6 separate regions of the Homo sapiens genome follow, and all the other regions are linked to region 2. Evidence: chromatin contacts called from ENCODE Hi-C or POLR2A ChIA-PET data. All regions are on one chromosome and are shown on one strand. Each heading gives the region's core, a stretch centred on a gene start or an enhancer-like site at or near the end of the contact. The rest is flanking DNA. Distances are from core to core; before and after follow the strand shown.

Region 1 (2,700 bases), core at 156-2,655, 420 kb after region 2:
ACAATTTAGTTGAATGGAGCACTGCAGTGGGAATCAATAAACACATGCTGGAGTCCTGGTTCTCTCACTGACTAGCTATGTGACCTTGGGCAAGTCAGTTCCCCTCTGGAACTGAGCCTTCTGACATTGAAATGAAGGTGTGGGACTCATTTCAAGTCACTGGGTGATGTCTACTGTGCCTTATGACTCTACTATTGGATAGTACTGGTTTTGGGCAATAGATGACAAGAAGAGTGGGTCCTCTAAGGGAGAGAGGGATGAAAGCCCAATATTCTATTTTTTATTTCTGTGAAAACCATTATTACCAATAGCCTGGCTTTCTCACAGCCTGTGTCTTGTGAGGGCTTTAAGATGGATTCACTAGGCTCATTCTATTAAGAGGTCAGGAAGCCATACTCAAGGTTTCCTTGGAAAGAGTGCCTACCTTGATGACATTGTCCTTACAGTCCACCACTCGTTCAAATGTTTGGCTGAGGATCTCAATGTCCTTATGAAGTTCTCTGGTCTTGACTTCCCGAAGGACAGTTCTCCACTGTGTGTTAATCTTATTAAGGTTCAGAGCACTGTTGTGTTCCTCCTTGGCCAGCTTGTCCTGTGTGAAGGAATAAATATACCTCCAGGAAGTCAGGGCCTTTCAGTACAACAAACAAGATCACTCTTAATTTATCAGCTGACACCTTACCCCTTTTCGATGGGAACGGCCTGATGGCATTTAGGGAGGGCAAGGGTGAATTTCCTTCAGGGTGGGAGCATCAGAGTAGGATGTTGTTTGTAATGACCTATCTCCAGGGAGAATATCAGCATTCCAGACAGCTGGAACAGCTGACAGGACCTACGGTCCCAGTTCTGGGATTCAGTAAAGATTGCCAAGCCGTATACCACGCACCCCCTCCGTGCTTCGCAGAGAACACCCCCGCCTCCCAAACAATGTTGCCTGAAATCTAAGTATATCTGGGTCTCAGGATTTCCGGAGGAGGGGAGGTCAGGATGAAAATGAGGTTTCCTCAGTGACAGGGCCAGGGCAGGGGGTGGATGGGGTTGAGCAGGACATAATGCAAAAGGCCATCACCTTCAAGAACTGGCTGAGGAGCCTCTCCTTCTTTTTGGCCATCTCCTCCTCTGCCAGCAACTTCTGCTGAAACAGAAGCAGCTGCTTCTCATCGGACAGGGGCGTCTTGGCCATTTTTTCTTTCTTAGGCATGGGGGCAGGGGATTGGATCCGGGAAAGAAGCCTCGGTCTGCCTCGGCCCGCGTTACAGAGCTTAGAAGAAAAATGTCCCTAGAAAGGGGACTTCCAGAAGTGCCCCTGGTTGTGGGCGGTTGTGGGACCGGAGATCTCAGCCCTCGAACAGGAGAGATCCCCGGCTATCAGTGAGGCTGAGCTCTCCCACTGTAAGACGCGTCTAGTCTCCTAGCAACGAGGATATCGCTAACATGGAGAGGCAACAGGCTAGAAGAGTCCCTGTCTTGGAGCGCCCCCTACCCAGTGGAGGACCGCGGTCGGTTTTTGAGAGGGTCCTTTTAACTCTCAAAAATCTGTCTCCTCAGTGCATTTTATTTATTTATTTATTTATTTATTTATTTATTTATTTATTTATTTTTGACATAGAGTCTCTCTCTGTCGCCTAGGATGGGCACGATCTCGGCTCACTGCAACCTCCGCCTCCCGGGTTCAAGCAATTCTCCTGTCTCAGCCTCCCCTCAGTGCACTTTTATAAACCGTCCTCAGAACCCTTGGGAAGCCCAAGATCGTCAAAAAGAGAACCAAGAAGTTTATCCGGCACCAGTCTGACCGATATGTCAAAATTAAGCGTAACCGGCGGAAACCCAGAGGTATTGACAACAGGGTTCGTGGAAGGTTCAAGGGTTAGATCTTGATGCCCAACATTGATTATGGGAGCAACAAGAAAACAAAGCACATGCTGCCCAGTGGCTTCCGGAAATTCCTGGTCCACACGTCAAGGAGCTGGAAGTGCTGCTGTTGTGCAACAAATCTTACTGTGCTGAGATCGCTCACAATGTTTCCTCCAAGAACCGCAAAGCCATCGTGGAAAAGAGCTGCCCAGCTGGCCGTCAGAGTCACCAACCCCAATCCCAGGCTGCGCAGCAAAGAAAATGAGTAGACAGCTCATGTGTATGTTTTCTGTTTAAATAAAACTGTAAAAACTGCAAACAACAACAACAACAAAAACCTTTTTTAAAAAGATAAGTGTTGGAGAGAATGTGGAGAAACGAGAACCCTCATATATTGGTGGTAGAAATGTAAAATGGTGTAGCCACTTTGGAAAACAGTTTGGCAATTTTTTAAAATGTTAAACATAAATTTACCATGTGACCCAATAATTTCACTCTTAGGGATCTGCCTAAGAGAAATGAAAGCATGTATACACACAAAAACTTGCACAGGAATTTTCTTATCTGTCTCACTCATAATAGCCCAGTTGGAAAAATTGGAGACAACCTAAATGTCCATTAACATGTGAATGAGTAGACAAAATATGCTATGTCCATACAATGGAATATTATTCAGAACAAACTATGGATACCAGCTACAATGTGGATGAACCTCAAAAAGAATATGCAGGCTGGGCGCTGTGCCTCACACCTGTAATCCCAGCACTTTGGGAGGCCGAGGCGGGAGGATCGTTTTAGCCCAAGAGATCGAGACTAGCTTGAGCAATGTGGCGAAACCCCTTCTCC
Region 2 (2,713 bases), core at 1-2,500:
AAACTATAGACAGGTAACAGACTCAAGCCAAGGTATATACATGTTATAAAAGAAGTGCTGCAAAGTATTAGGAGAACACAGAGCAACTGATTGTGACATGGGGAACTGGAAAAGGCTTCAGAAGAAGTGATATTTATTATTTATTTATTTATTTATTTTTTAAAGAGATGGGATCTCCCTCTGTCATCCAGGCTGGTCTCCAACTCCTGGCCTCCAGTGATCCTCCTGCTTCAGCCTCCTGAGTAGCTGTGATTACAGGTACAAGCCATGGCACCTGGCGAGATGACATTTTGCTGGAGGAAAGGGAGATCTTCTAAGAGCAAAGAGCTTTCCAGGAGCTGGGACCAGGACTATCACAGTAAGTAGGAGACAGCAGGAGTGAGTGCAAAACCCCAAAACCCCACTTTTACCCTTCCTAGTCCCCTACTCAGCCATGGAGGCCGTGTTACCATGGCTCCAACAGGTACCTGTCTGGGCAGGGGGCCCAGGCCCCACATTTTGACCCCTAGGGCTAGGCCTGAGCTCTTCCAAGGGGTTCCGAGGCTGACTGATCCCCACCAATCTTTGTGATGTCTCTGCCTGGTGCCTGGCTTTCGGCCTGGGGCCTGCTGAATCAACGAGGGGGCGTTGAATATTGAGCGGTGGTTTCTGCACCCATCTCTAGGGGAGGGAGCGGGGACAAAAAGGTGAGGTTTAGTGTTGGGGTGCATTACTGGTGTGACTACTGTCTTCCCCCATTAGGCCCCTCTTACCCTTGGATCTTGGTTCTCCTGGTCCACGGCGCACGATGTAACAGTGGGGAAAGGCGTGCGTTTCTGAGAGCGTACCGGAATCTTGCTAGGGGTAGGAGATACACCCCGGAGGAGGGGATCCTTCGTGGCTTGCCGGGTGGTCATGATGGCTACAATTGAGACGGGGAAGAAGGCAGGCAGAATCTAAGATCAAAGATCAACCAGTTCTCGGGGCACCTGTCCTGCCATCCCTGATACCTCCGCCCTAATCCACGCGCCCACAAGCCCCCGGCGCCTGCAAGACCGCTCTTATGGGTGCTATCTCCAGACACCCCGAGCCTACTCTTTCGCCCTCGGGCCCCAAACTGCCCTCCTCCCTATGAACCCAGCAGCCTTCGTTCCCTTCAAGACCCCCGTGCCTTACCTTACCGAGGCCCCTCAGGGCCTACCCAGCTTCCTCCGCTTTTCTCCTGACCCTCTCGGGTGCTGCTGGAGCTACTTTCTCAGTTTGTAAAATACGCCAAGCTCTTGATTGGCCCGGTCGCGCTCCCGCGGAGGCCCGCGTAGCCAGACTCAGCCGTCCAATCCGCGGGCATCGCAGGAGGGGCCAAAAGAAGGACCAATTGTCGAACCGCTTTCTGGCGAGGAAAAAAACTGACTCGGATCAATCAGCCAATCCGAGAGTGGAGCGCCGCTGGGAGGCGGGGAAAGAGGAAGGATGGGGCCGTTCCGAGGCCGGGGAAGGCGTAGCCACGGGAGCTCTCGCGAGGCCTCAGGACCGGCTAGGGGCCGGCCATTGGCAGGACCGGGCGAGGTCGCGGTACTGAGGGTACAGTTGATCGTTCCGATTGCTGCCAACGGTGTTGAAGGCTGGCCCGAGCCCCCGACCCGGCTTGACCATAGCACGGCGCCAAGCTTTGGGGACGCCATTCCAGATGCCCATAGAAAATATCTGCGTCCGGGCGCGGTGGCAGGCGCCTGTAATCCCAACACTTTGGGACGCCGAGGCGGGAGGATCTCTTGAGCTGAGTTTGAGACCAGCCTGGGCAACATAGCGAGACCACTCCCACCCGTTTCTCTACAAAATAATAAAATAATAATAATAATCCCTGTGCAGTGGTGCGCGCTTGTAGTCCCAGCCGCTCTGGAGGCTGAGGCAGGAGGATCGTGTTGAGCCCAGGAGGTTGAGGCTGTAGTGAGCTGTGGTCGCGCCACTGCACTCCAGCCTGGGCAACAGAGACCCTGTCTTAAAAAAAATAAAGAGGGAAAGAGAGAACATCTGTACGTTGTCTCCGGGATAAGGAACTGCCTTCAAACGGGCGGAGAGGGCTGGAGGGAATCGAACTGAGCCTAACAATATGTGTGCTCCTTGGAGCCTCACAATCCAGTGAGGTGTCTGATGAGGTGTCTTTCATTTTACGGGTAGGTAACAAGACTCATTGTTTTTGAACTCAGTTACCACAGCACCAGAATTGAATGGCTACTCACAGCTGGGGATTTCCTTGCCTCCAGGTTGCCTTTTGCAGATCTAGAGGTCTGGGGAGAGGGGGCTCACCTGCTGGTTATTGGTGGGCAAGGCTGTGAGACTGAGAGATCCTAGAATATCCTGCTTAAGATGGAAGGGGTAACCCCTAACGGGGGACAGGAAATGAACAACACTTAACAGAACTCTGGTGGATTTTCCCCACCAATCACAGAAGTTATTCTTACACAAGCCAGAAACCGAGGAGTTACTCCTTAACTCCTCCCACTCCCTTTACATATCCCATCTCTCATTCACTCTCACTAGTTTTACTATTTATGCATTTTTGGGACAGGGTCTCACTCTGTCGCCCAGGCTGGAGTGCAGTGGTGCGATCTCAGCTCACCGCAGCCTCGGCCTCCTGAGGTGGGAACCTCAGCCTCTCAAGTAGCTGGGACTACAGGTGCCTGCCACCAGCTAATTTTTGTGTTTTTTTGTAGAGACAAGATCTGGCTACGTT
Region 3 (2,881 bases), core at 186-2,685, 340 kb before region 2:
ACTTCACTGACTGAAGGACAAAGTGGCAGGGGCTGCTTAGTACCCCTGTGTGTGAGGGCAAGAAGGACACCGATGGCAACCCTGAGTGCTACCTGCCACCCTGAGCCCCCTACCACTCCGCATTCCTCCATAGGTCCCTTCTGTCCCTCTCAGCCCTTCTGTCTTCTTTTTGTTTATTTGTTTTTTAAGACAGGGTCTTGCTCTGTTGCCCAGGATAAAGTACAGTGACATGATCATGACTCACTGCAGCCTCAACTTCCAGGGCTCAAGTGATCCTCCTATCCCAGCCTCCCAAGTAGCTGGGAGCACAGGCACACACCCATGCCTGGCCATTTTATTTTATTTATTTATTTATATTTTGAGATGGAGTCTAGCTCTGTCGCCCAGGCGCCATCTTGGCTCACTGCAACCTCTGCCTCCCAGGCTCAAGCCATTCTGCCTCTGCCTTCCGAATAGCTGGGACTACAGGCGTGTACCACCACGCCCAGCTAATTTTTGTATTTTTAGTAGAGATGAGGTTTCACCATGTTGGTCAGGCGGTCTCAAACTCATGGGCTCAAGTGATCTGCCTGTCTTGGCCTTTCAAAGTGCTGGGATTACAGATGTGAGCCACCGTGCCTGGCCTGCCTGGCCACTTAAAAAAAAAAATTTAGTAGAGATAGTTGCCTAGGCTGGTCTTGAACTCCTAGGCTCAAGTGATCCTCCTTGAGGATCCCAAAGTGGAGCCACTAGTACCTAGCCTTGTTTTCTTGATTAAGTCTTGCTGTAGTCATCTGAGGATAGGGGTGTGCTTTTATTGGGAGAAGGCCACAGAGCAGTTTATGATAGTCCCTGCTGCCTGCCCCCTCTACCTGGTGCCTGCCCCTCTGGCTGCTGGCCAGGAGCTATGTCCAAAGCAGCGTGGTTCCCAGGCCTGGGGCCTCTTGGCAGTTGGCACACAAGTTAGAGGTCCTGGACCTGGTCCTTTGTTCCCAGGGAATAGCTCAGTGCCTGGCATTTTAGGCATGCCTGCCATCTGAACTGCGGCTTCTCTGGGTAGAGTTATGTGGAAGGACCAAGATCCTTCCTGGATTTCTGGGCAGGAAGAGTTTGTCAGATTGTGGGTGCTTCAGGGTGGCAGGAACCCAGGGCAAGGTGGGGAGAGGAGGATCCTGCTTTGGTCACAGCCTGATCAGCCCCAGGGCTTGCAGAAGTTGGGTGTGCAGGAGCAGCAGATGGGAACTCAGGTTCTGGAGAGGGATAGGCTGGGAAGTGGGATTCCAGAGCCTCTCCAGCTCCTCTTTCCCTGGTTTGTATTGGTTTCTGTGCCTTGCCTAAGCACCCTTTAACCTCTCCTCAAAGTGTCAAGATCCCGAAATAGCAGTATAGACTCAGACAGGAAATGAGAAGGGGGTGGGGAGCTGGAGAGCAGACAGACAGGAAACGGGAGGCCTGTTGGCCCCCAGAGAGGAAGCTAACTTCAGGCAGCTCCGGTGTCAGTCAGCTTCAGCCAGAGCCTGCTGCCTAATCTCAGCTGGGCCTGGTGTTGTAGCTCCAGAGTCTCTCTGTAGTTTGGGGTGTGGCTGGCCAACATGGCACTGGTTTTCCAGCTGTTGGGGAGAAAGGCCCCGCAGGGCAGTTTGGGAGGAGCTTTCCTATAAAGACCCCCAGAAATTCTGAAGGAGTAGAGCACTCTAGATTAGGGTTTCATCCTGAGCGTTTTATGTTTCTGCTATGGAATGAACCTGTCATATAACAGTTCCCTAGATTTGCCCTTGACTTTCATTCCAGGAATATCTCAGCCCAAAAGAACTGAAAGCAGAAGGGAAAATAATGCCCTGGGATATGGTCCTTAGGTGCTTTGTTGTCTACCTTCCTGGCTGAGGGGGACCCACGTACTCAGGTTGACTCTGAGTGGTCATAGACATCCTGGAGTTCCTTGAGTTCCTGTTCATCTCCCATGCTTTTTCTGGTTCTGCCAAACTCAACATGACTAAATACAGAACTTCTATACATCTCTGCTCACTGCTTTCTAAAACTCCTCTCCTTAAACTTAGTAGAGAGTGCTTTGCCCCAGGATGCCTCTGTTCCAGAGCTCTCCTTGACCCTTCCTGCTGGGGTCTTGACTGAGGCTTCAGTCAAGTTGGAGACTTGCTGGCTTCGGTCAAGCACAACTCTGCACACGGGCCTGTAGTAAATGCTCTTGATGCTTCCTAAATTCTTCCAACAAACACTGAGCAAGGACATGTGGAGGGATGCAGAAAATAATTGAGCCAGGGTCTGGCCCTTAAGGAGGGAGTACCTGAGAGCTTGTTTGTCTGAAGCACCTTCACGATAAAGCAAGTGGCATTAGAAGGGCCTGAACTTTCCCCATCCCTGACTTCCCTGCCTAGGGGAAGTCCATGACCGTGGATGGGTCTGTCATGGGTTTTGATCTTCAGAATTTTCTTAGCCTGGTGCTGGGTTCCAGGAGGAGGAGGTGTTGGGTCAGAGGCATGTCACCCCCCTCATCCTTGACCCACTTTTAGCAGACCCCTTCCACTGTGTTTCCTTTATCTGCAGGTGGGTGCGGGAATTTCTGAATGATGAAAACAAAGGCCTGGATGTACTGGTGGATTACCTGTCCTTTGCCCAGTGTTCTGTCATGTGAGTACCACCCCGGGGCTGAAGTTGGGGACCAGTTGGGGGAGGACATAGTTCCATTCTACTTTGATAAGGAAGGGTGAGAGTTCAACAATGAAGATGGAAATGGGAATCCTGGACAGGAAGGAGTAGCCCAAGCAGTGGTGTGGAAGTAGGCAGGCAAGCCCGGAGATGTCTGGGGATCAGTGAAGAATGGCACTTGGCTGGAGTAGAAGATAAGATGCATTTTGGAGAACAGGACAGAGAGATGGAAAGGGAG
Region 4 (2,700 bases), core at 119-2,618, 510 kb before region 2:
GGCAGGAGAATCACCTGAAATCAGGAGGTGGAGGTTGCAGTGAGCAGAGATTGTGCCACTGCACTCCGTCCAACCTGGGACAGAGTGAGACTCCATCTCAGAGAAAAGAAAAGAATAAAATATTTTTTAAGCAAAAAAATGAGAAAGCTGGTGGGGGTACCCATCAAGACATCTTTTAGGTTCCAGTAATAGCTGTCCTTGGGCACTCTTTTCATCAAACTACCTCTATGCTCAAGAACCCAAAATGACTTCTTTATCTTATGTCTTGTCACATCCATATCCTTATTCTGCTCTCCTCCATAAGAAACCTCCTCCATTAATTTCTCCCACTTCCCAACGTACCACGGTGATCTGCTCACGGTCCCACGCAGATAATTTGCTCTTTCCTATCTGAATCTCCTTGTGGCCTTTACCCTGCCTGGACCCTACTCAAGCTCTCTCTGCCCTTCAAATTCCGTATTTAAATAAACCTCCTTCAGAAAAGAACTCTTAATCCTAGCCAATCTGAGCACCCTAACTTGCCTTACTTTTTATGTTCCTTTATTGGACTAATATGATACTCTAAGCTGCATCCTTTGTATACTCGCAACAAAAGAAATTTTAATGAAGTAGGCGGAGACTGTACCTAGGGATTCCTTCGTATTTCCCTGCAGAACCCAGGTGAGAACCTACATTTCTGGGGCAGTCACTACAATGCAGGCTGTGAGGGTTATACGGTATTTAGGCAAGGGCAAATAGGTGTTTAATTAAGGACTAATGGGAATGATATTGAAGCTCTGAGGCTCTGCAGGGGCCTGGATGGGCTGTTTGCTTTTCCTCATCCTCACCGAGATAGCAAGTGGTTGAGAACAAGGTTGCATCCTTTTTCTGCCCAGCCTTCCCCGCAAACCAGTGAGGAAACGACCAGCACTGCCGTCTGATGAGAGGAGCCTGTTGCTGTAACTGTTTTCCAGATTACTGGGGGGACGACCCCATCCTGGAGAAGGAAGAGAGAGGCGGGAGCATTTAAGGCCAAAGAGGCACTCAAGCCTTTCCCCCATGGATTTACACCCAACACGTATGCAGAAAAGCAAATTACAAACACCGACGCTCACAACCACACATACACGTGCACGCCCAGCCCCACAGAAGCAAACGCGCATGCCTGTGGGCCCGCGCGCACCTACTTAGTTTTCTCTGTTCTAGACGCCCTCATTCCACCCCCGCTCGGCCCAGCCCGGCGTCCTCTACCCAGGCACGGCTGAGGTTTACCAAGCCCGGCCCGGCCTGGAGAAAGTGTTTCTATAAGGGGGAAGGGAGGTCCTTCCCACCAAAGCGGAAGCGGCGCGCGCCGGCCGGGCAGACTTAGCTCGCGTCCTGGGAACATCTGGAGGGGGCTGGGAGGGGCGCGCATCCAGGCTGAACGTGGATTGGCTGCTAGGGAGGAGGGAGGCGGGGTCAGGGCCAGGGGCGGGGCTCCCCGGCCCCTTTAAAGCCTTGACATCAGGAGGCGGCTCCGGCACCCCCCTTTCTCTGCCCCCCGCCCCCAAGCCGCGGCCATGGACCTGGCGGATCCGGCCTGCCCTGGCCCAGCTCAACACCTGATTTCGGTGAGTTCTGGGTCTACTTGGGATTGAAAGGGCGGCGAGTGCGGGGGGGCGATCTGTAGCTCCGGGCCGGGGGGAGTGGGGTGTGGAGGGTAAGGCTCTCGTGGCAGTACAGAGTCGGAGAGGGCGTCGCGGCTTCCTGCCCAAACCCTGCTGCCCGCCCCTCCGTCCCTCCCTCCAGCCGCACCCTCCTCGGGGGTCCGGCTGCGACTCTGTGCACCCCCACCCCACCCCCTCCCGCCCCCCGCGCCATCCTCGCGCACACTCCGTGGCCCCGGAAGGGAAACTTTCGGGAGTGGGGGATGTTCCGGGGGCCGGGCTCCCCTCCCTCTTTGAAAGCACTGACCTTGCCCCAGCTGCTCACCCCACCCAACCCGCATCCCACCGTCCGGGTGCCGCTTAGCGGTGCCGGGTTATTGCGGGGGGAGGGGCTCTCTCCCCAAAGCGCAGGCGCGGAGACGAGCCTGGGGCTCCCTTTCGCACTCCTTCCCATTCCCCGTGGCCTGGGGCGGTAGGGCCTGGGGAAGGCGGGGAGAGGCGGAAAGACCGGGTCTCCTAGAGAACAGCCCCTTCAAAGGCTTTGAGGGGCTGCGGGAAGGAGGAAGGACCTGGTGGGCTGCACGCTGAAGAGAAGCTAAGGGAGGGAGAAGGGTTGGTTGGGCAGGGAGCAGGGACAGGGCAGCGTCTGCAGAAAAGGCCCTCTGGGTGCTGGCTGCGGTGCCAGAAGAATGCAGAGAATTCATCTGTGCCCGACGCTTCCCTGGCTTAGCCCAACTAAGAAAGCGGCTGCCCGGATCCTAGCTCCCCTCTCCCTGTCCTGGGCCCAAGGTCCCGCGTTATCTCCAGTCCTGGCACGGCCCCAAGGGCACAGAGGGCCCTCACCTCCCACAGGCCTGGTTTTCCAGGCATCCCAGGGCTGGATCAGCTGAGTCCACTTAGTCTGTCCAGCTGCTACTTCTTAAAGGCCTGCCTTGCTGAGGAGCTGGGGGTCTTGGGCTAAGGAGTTCTCTGGCTGTAGAGGCAATCCCTCCCTCCCACTTCTCCGCGTCTGTCATGGGTCCTCCTTCTTAAGCACAATGGTCAGCCAGAGGAAGTGGCCCGGGCAGGGGTGGCC
Region 5 (2,924 bases), core at 384-2,883, 370 kb after region 2:
TTGTCATCCATCTCATCCCTTACCATCTTAAATTAAGGTCCCCTTAGCTTGACATTCTAGGGTCATGTTATCAGGTTAACATAAGAGAGAGAACAGACTGGGTTAAGGGACTGTAAGTGCATACACCAGGGATTGATGAGGACAAGGAGATCGACATATATGGCACCTACCAGCTTTTTTTTTTTTTTTCTTTGAGACAAAGTCTTACTCTGTCGCCCAGGCTGGAGTGCAGTGGTACGATCTTGGCTCACTGCAACTTCCGCCTCCCAGGTTCAAGCGATTCTCTGGCCTCAGTTCAAGTAGCTGGGATTACAGGTATGTGCCACCATGCCCGGCTAATTTTTGTATTTTCTGGTAGAGACAGGGTTTCACCATATTGGCCAGGATGGTCTCAAACTCCTGACCTTAAGTGATCTGCCCACTTCAGCCTGCCAAAGTGCTGGGATTACAAGTGTGAACACAGGGCCTGGCCCCAGCTTAGTTCTTCTTGGAAGCAAGGAAACAAACAAACAAAATCAACCAAGGCAATAAATTCATAAGAGCAACAATTTGGGCTCAAGCCTTAGGGAAGAGCCATGTGTTCATTCCCTTATACTGCTGTAAATGAGGAGAGAGGGCACTTAGAGAACCTTCTATTGGCCGGGCGCGGTGGCTCACGCCTGTAATCCCAGCTACTCAGGAGGCTGAGGCAGGAGAATCGCTTGAACCCGGGAGGCAGAGGTTGCAGTGAGCCAAGATGGTGCCATTGCACTCCAGCCTGGGCGACAGAGTGAGACTCTTGTCTCAAAAAAAAAAAAAAAAAAAGGAACCTTCTGTTCTTAGCATTACTAGTGCCCTTCTATCACAGCTATTTTTGTTTCAAGGCAGTTCTGCATGTCTAGACCAGGTGCAAAACGGAGTGTGAGGGAAGTAGGAGTGGGTAGGAAGCAAGAAATATGGGTGCAAAGTCCTTCACCTTTCCTTGGGATACTAAAATCCCTACTCATCTAGGCACACTTCCTCAAACCACACTTCTGAATATTAGGTTTCCACTCTCCGTCTTTCAAGTTCCAACTTAACTGGCTCAGAGTCCAGCTGTTTTCCTTTAGCCTCTTAAGTTCATCACTCTCCTTCCTCTTCCTTATGGGAAAGGATCTCTTGATTCAGACCCCACAGTAATCTAGTCTCAGGAATAGTGAGCAACAACAATGGTGCGGTGAGGGCTTTCAGGGGATGGCAGCTAGCCCAGATTAAGAAATAAAGATGAAGTCTGGCTGGGTAAGGCATGCCACAGCAACGACTGTTCACCCATATCCCGATGCTGGCTTTGCCCAAGGAGCCCCTGGGCCCCGCAGCCCAGCCCGTCTCCTACGCAGCCAACTTGCCGCCTCAGTCCTTAAATTCCAGGCACAACCCTGGAGCTTGGGATTGTCACCTCAGTCCTCACTGTCTCATCCCCATTCACGGCTCCCGCCTCCGCCGCCCACAGCCCCCACACCTGCCCCCGCCCTGACTCCAGCTCCAGCGCCCGGCCGCCGGTGCTGCAGCCGCTGCCATGGTGATGGGTCTCGCGAGAACTGCCGCTAGCTACCGCGCAGCTATCGCGCGATCGGGGAGGTGGGAAGTATCCCGGGCTGGGGGTGGGGGTACGCCGCACAGCTCCAGTCGCCGTCGCGGCTTCCGGTGCTAGGTGGAGGGAAGGAAGGAGGGAGCCGGGGAGTGGGCCAGGGCAGCAGCCGGGCTGAAGTCGGCTTGGGGAGCCAGAGGGAGCGGAGCGGAACCTGCGGGGCAGAGGCGGCGGCCGCAGCGGCGCAGCTGATAGCAGGAACAGGTGAGAGGCTGGGAAGGGAAGGCGGGTCCCGGTAGAGAAGAGGCTCGGTCAGGGTGAGGGCTGAGGAGATAGAGCGCCTCCCGGGCCCCGCCCGGCACTGCTTGGCGTGGGGCGGTGGGATTCTTCCCACCCGAGAGCTCAGAGAGGGTGCGTCGGGCCAGCTTCACGCCTGCCCCCGCATTTGAAGGACGCAGAGCTGGGGTGGGGGTGGGGGGCGCACACGGATTTGTCCTCCGCCTCGCTCAAGGGGGCGACCTGGGCTGCAGTTAGGTTGTCGCCTGCAGGAGGTGTGCTGTTGAGGGAGAGGAAAACCGTCCGAGGAGAGGTGATGAGGGGGCGGTGATGGCTGTTTGTATCTTTTCTGTTAAAGGGCTAGGGAATGCTGCTTTCTTCTACTCCCTCTCCCTCCCCCACCTTAGCAATAGGAGACGGGAGAGAAGCCTTGCTGTGGTTACACCCCCTCCCCCATCATAGGGCAGGGGTGCGTAGGGGGGTTGGGGGTTAGCCAACAGGGCAGGCTGCTGGGGCACCACATGGGCGCTATTGTGGTAGAGGTTGCGCTTTCGAGTCTAGGGAACCGCAGGTTGGGAAGAGGGCAGCAAGTGGGGAGAGGGTGGAGAGGAGGCAGGAGAAGGAGGAGGGGGATCTGATCTTCCTGGGAGAAGAGAGGTGGGGCCTTCCTCCCCAGGCGGAGCGGGGGCGGTCTCACAGGAGGAGGGAGCATCTTGTCACTGGCCCTCAGTTTGTGTCTTCCAATCCGCTTTCTTTCTTTAGGAAGTACCAGGATTCCCGGAACAGAAAATGGAGCCATTGCTTACGCGAATCGTTTGAGGGAAGGGGCGGGAGTTGGGGAGGTGGAGTTCCCTGTTAAAACGGGCCACTTGATTAGCAAAGTGGTAGCTGTTATTTTGGGGGAATTCCCGTCTTGATTGCATTAAGGCGGGTCTCCATCTTTCCAGGCCAGGAGGAATGTGGTGGTGGAGGTGGAGGATTGTGGTATGTGGTCAGGAGTGAGAAGAAATAGTAAGGCCGTCCCGGTGAGGGAGAAATGTAACCTAAAACCTGTCTCTGCTGTTGTTGGATTGGGTCACCCCTGGTCTATGGCATGAAAGTT
Region 6 (2,756 bases), core at 44-2,543, 400 kb after region 2:
GTGGTGGCTCATACCTGTAATCCCAGCACTTTGGAAGGCCGAGGTGGGTGGATCACTTGAGGTTGGGAATTCGAGACCAGCCTGACAGACATGGAGAAACCCTGTCTTTACTAAAAATTCAAAATCAGCTGGGCATGGTGGCGCATGCCTGTAGTCCCAGCTACTCGGGAGCAGAGGTTGCGGTGAGCCAAGATCGCGCCATTGCACTCCAGCCTGGGCAACAGGAGCAAAACTCCTCCCCCTCAAAAAAAAAAAAAAAAAAAGAAATCTGGTGGCTCACGCCTGTAATCCTAGCACTTTGAGAGACCGAGGCAGGCGGATCACCTGACATCAGGAGTTTGAGACCAGCCTGGCCAACATGGTGAAACCCCTTATCTACTAAAAATACAAAAATTAGCCGGGCGTGGTGGCGGGTGTAATCCCAGCTACTTGGGAGGCTGAGGCAGGAGAATCGCTTGAACCTGGGAGGCGGAGGTTGCAGTGAGTGGAGATGGCACCACTGCACTCCAGCCTGGGCCACAGAGCGAGACTCCATCTCAAAAAAAAAAAAAAAAAAAAAAGTGAAGTCTTTACATAAATGGATTACGTGTGCTGCCCTTTGAGAAGTTTGTTGATGAAAGGAGAAAGGAAATAGTAGCACCAGAGGAAAAGATCAGGGATTTACCCTGTTCTTACAGGATAACAGCTCCTTGCTCTTTTCAGCTAGCTTTTCAAAGGACAGGGATAGGACAGCCCCCTGCCTTATTTCGGATACTTGGATCTATAACCTCCAGAAATTCAAGCTGAAGTAGCTGGAGGTCGGAGAGGAATGAGAACTGCCTGGGTGGGGTCTGCCAGCCAGACACTGCCAGGATAGCCACAAGGAGACGACTTGGAAGAACAGACAGCAACCACGTTGGACTCAGGCAGTCCTGGGTTTGAATCCTGTCTCTGTCACCACCTAGCCTGATGACCTTGGGCACATCCTGAGCACCCTGTGCCTTATCTGTAAAATGGAAACAATCATGCCGACCTTTCAGGGTGGTTTTGAGGATTAGAGACTAGCTCCTGACACACAGTAGGTAATCGTAAATGGGTGCTATTGTTTGGCCCGACCCACGTTATAGGACAGAACGTCTAACGGATGCGTCAGAACCTGCGCCCTCCGGATCTTGGAGGGTACAGAGGGCGCCCCTCGGCCTCCTCCCTTTCGGAGGTGGGGACAAGGTGGAGGAAGGGCTGCAGGAGGAGGAGCTCTAGCATCGCGACCCGCCCCGTCCCGTCCAGTCTGGCCTGGGCGCCGCGGGAACGCTGTCCTGGCTGCCGCCACCCGAACAGCCTGTCCTGGTGCCCCGGCTCCCTGCCCCGCGCCCAGTCATGACCCTGCGCCCCTCACTCCTCCCGCTCCATCTGCTGCTGCTGCTGCTGCTCAGTGCGGCGGTGTGCCGGGCTGAGGCTGGGCTCGAAACCGAAAGTCCCGTCCGGACCCTCCAAGTGGAGACCCTGGTGAGGAGATAGTCCCGACCCTCAGCCCCCGTGGGCCGAGCCTTGTTGGGTGGTAATACTGGGGTCTCAGCGAACCTGGGAGCCGGGAGGAGAGGAAGTGCGGGAACTGAGTTGGGGGTGGTGCCGGGTCTAGGGGCGAGAACGGGATCTTTGGAAGAGCATCCGTGACCCCTGTAGTCCGATCGTAGGTGGAGCCCCCAGAACCATGTGCCGAGCCCGCTGCTTTTGGAGACACGCTTCACATACACTACACGGTGAGGGGTCTGGGGGGCCGGGGCGGGGCCTGGGAGGGGGCGGCGCCCTGCTGAAACACGTCAGCTTTGGCTTGGACACGTGGCAAGCGGTTCGGGAGAAGAAACTCGGGGCTCTGGGGTCGTCGAGCACGTGGCGAGGGGAGAGACGTTGCTCTTCCGTGCCTCTTTTCCCTCCTTGCTTTTCTGCCAGTTCCTACCTGGCACGGAGAAGTGCAGGGTGGAGAGATCTCCGAGAAGCGCCAGCCTTCTGGGGCTTCCTGTTCCTTACAGCGGTAAGGGGAACGCTAGGCTGCCGCACTAAGGGGGCTGCCGCCGCCCAGCGGTCCAGGTGTGTGTTGCGCGCCTGCTGGGAGGGAGAGGGTGCTAGATGTATGCTCTTGATGCTCTCTCCCCCCAGGGAAGCTTGGTAGATGGACGTATTATTGACACCTCCCTGACCAGAGACCCTCTGGTTATAGAACTTGGCCAAAAGCAGGTGATTCCAGGTATGTGACCTGTGCCTCCCATTCCACCTCTTCCCAACCTAAGCCCTTTCTTAGCCTCTTCGGCTCCAAAGCTGCCCTGGAAATCCCCCCTGAAATGAGTAAGACCCTAGGGCTCTACGAGTTACCTCCTGAGGTTCAAACCTCACTTCTAGTACTCCACTTGTCCCATATCCTATTGGAAGCCAGAGATTTAAGAAGTGAGGGAAAGGTCAATTGAGGATGGAGGAGGAAGACTTTGATCTTCATGTCATGGGATTTGGGGAAGGTGGATAGCTTCCAGTTCAGTTGTGTCTTCTTCTTCAAGGTCTGGAGCAGAGTCTTCTCGACATGTGTGTGGGGTGAGTATCTCGGCAGGGGTGGGCCTGGGTACCCCCTTTGCATGGGTAGAGGCTTTCTCGGCCATCCTCACTCCTTAAGCAGGAGAATGTGGAATAAAGGACCCTGCTTCCCACTGGACAGGTCCAGGTCAGTGGGACCTCTGAGGGCATTCAAAGCCTCTGTGCCTCTTGCGCTGTTGCTTTTGTCGGGGGAG

The links. A loop is a pair of places that touch in the nucleus more often than their neighbours do. ChIA-PET counts read pairs that join two places held with the same protein, here RNA polymerase II (POLR2A). Pooled maps may share reads with other maps.
Region 1: a pooled map shows a loop between it and region 2 (4-fold over the local background). The contact joins the promoter of DRC2 here to the promoter of TROAP in region 2. A Hi-C loop is called at or near these places in 1 of 50 pooled maps. POLR2A ChIA-PET finds 5 or more read pairs at or near these places in 4 of 52 experiments (WTC11, endothelial cell of umbilical vein, naive thymus-derived CD4-positive, alpha-beta T cell and 1 more).
Region 3: a loop to region 2 is called in a pooled map, with 4 times the contacts of the local background. The contact joins the enhancer-like site here to the promoter of TROAP in region 2. A Hi-C loop is called at or near these places in 3 of 50 pooled maps. POLR2A ChIA-PET finds 5 or more read pairs at or near these places in 3 of 52 experiments (GM12878, HEK293T and naive thymus-derived CD8-positive, alpha-beta T cell).
Region 4: a pooled map shows a loop between it and region 2 (13-fold over the local background). The contact joins the promoter of BCDIN3D-AS1 here to the promoter of TROAP in region 2. A Hi-C loop is called at or near these places in 1 of 37 single-sample maps with no recorded cell type and 7 of 50 pooled maps. POLR2A ChIA-PET finds 5 or more read pairs at or near these places in 3 of 52 experiments (AG04450, B cell and HEK293).
Region 5: a pooled map shows a loop between it and region 2 (7-fold over the local background). The contact joins the promoter of ARF3 here to the promoter of TROAP in region 2. A Hi-C loop is called at or near these places in 1 of 37 single-sample maps with no recorded cell type and 5 of 50 pooled maps. POLR2A ChIA-PET finds 5 or more read pairs at or near these places in 3 of 52 experiments (GM10248, H1 and T-cell).
Region 6: a pooled map shows a loop between it and region 2 (8-fold over the local background). The contact joins the promoter of FKBP11 here to the promoter of TROAP in region 2. A Hi-C loop is called at or near these places in 5 of 50 pooled maps. POLR2A ChIA-PET finds 5 or more read pairs at or near these places in 2 of 52 experiments (naive thymus-derived CD4-positive, alpha-beta T cell and naive thymus-derived CD8-positive, alpha-beta T cell).

Annotation. Positions count from the first base shown.
Region 1 is chr12:48,902,838-48,905,537 of GRCh38, reverse strand. DRC2 (dynein regulatory complex subunit 2) reads right to left here and starts at 1,405. Exons shown (of 8, transcript NM_033124.5): 1 at 1,070-1,405; 2 at 425-592. The coding sequence starts at 1,201. It also overlaps the pseudogene RPL32P27. RefSeq lists a silencer at 1,399-1,448.
Region 2 is chr12:49,321,792-49,324,504 of GRCh38, reverse strand. It overlaps TROAP (trophinin associated protein), which reads right to left and starts at 1,250. Exons shown (of 15, transcript NM_005480.4): 1 at 1,156-1,250; 2 at 753-901; 3 at 468-660. The coding sequence starts at 896. It overlaps TROAP-AS1 (TROAP and PRPH antisense RNA 1), which reads left to right. Exons shown (of 8, transcript NR_120449.1): 1 at 1-13; 2 at 166-358. RefSeq lists enhancers at 1,027-1,176, 2,318-2,537.
Region 3 is chr12:49,661,710-49,664,590 of GRCh38, reverse strand. It overlaps FMNL3 (formin like 3), which reads left to right. Exons shown (of 26, transcript NM_175736.5): 5 at 2,542-2,625. Among named protein-coding and RNA genes, the nearest start is that of PRPF40B, 40 kb to the right of the region's middle. RefSeq lists enhancers at 1,032-1,191, 765-1,703. Within about 2 kb of position 1,435, at least 32 of the 41 ENCODE cell types and tissues checked have a DNase peak (open chromatin) inside an H3K27ac peak, as active enhancers do; they include GM12878, where a contact is called at or near this core.
Region 4 is chr12:49,827,211-49,829,910 of GRCh38, reverse strand. BCDIN3D-AS1 (BCDIN3D antisense RNA 1) reads right to left here and starts at 1,368. Exons shown (of 3, transcript NR_027501.1): 1 at 1,167-1,368; 2 at 828-976. NCKAP5L (NCK associated protein 5 like) reads left to right here and starts at 1,498. Exons shown (of 13, transcript NM_001037806.4): 1 at 1,498-1,589. RefSeq lists enhancers at 467-1,045, 1,046-1,624, 2,040-2,089 and a silencer at 1,370-1,779.
Region 5 is chr12:48,956,196-48,959,119 of GRCh38, reverse strand. ARF3 (ARF GTPase 3) reads left to right here and starts at 1,633. Exons shown (of 5, transcript NM_001659.3): 1 at 1,633-1,810. RefSeq lists enhancers at 2,306-2,385, 2,441-2,924.
Region 6 is chr12:48,924,029-48,926,784 of GRCh38, reverse strand. FKBP11 (FKBP prolyl isomerase 11) reads left to right here and starts at 1,293. Exons shown (of 6, transcript NM_016594.3): 1 at 1,293-1,485; 2 at 1,674-1,739; 3 at 2,137-2,224; 4 at 2,529-2,562. The coding sequence starts at 1,357. RefSeq lists enhancers at 928-1,027, 2,288-2,347.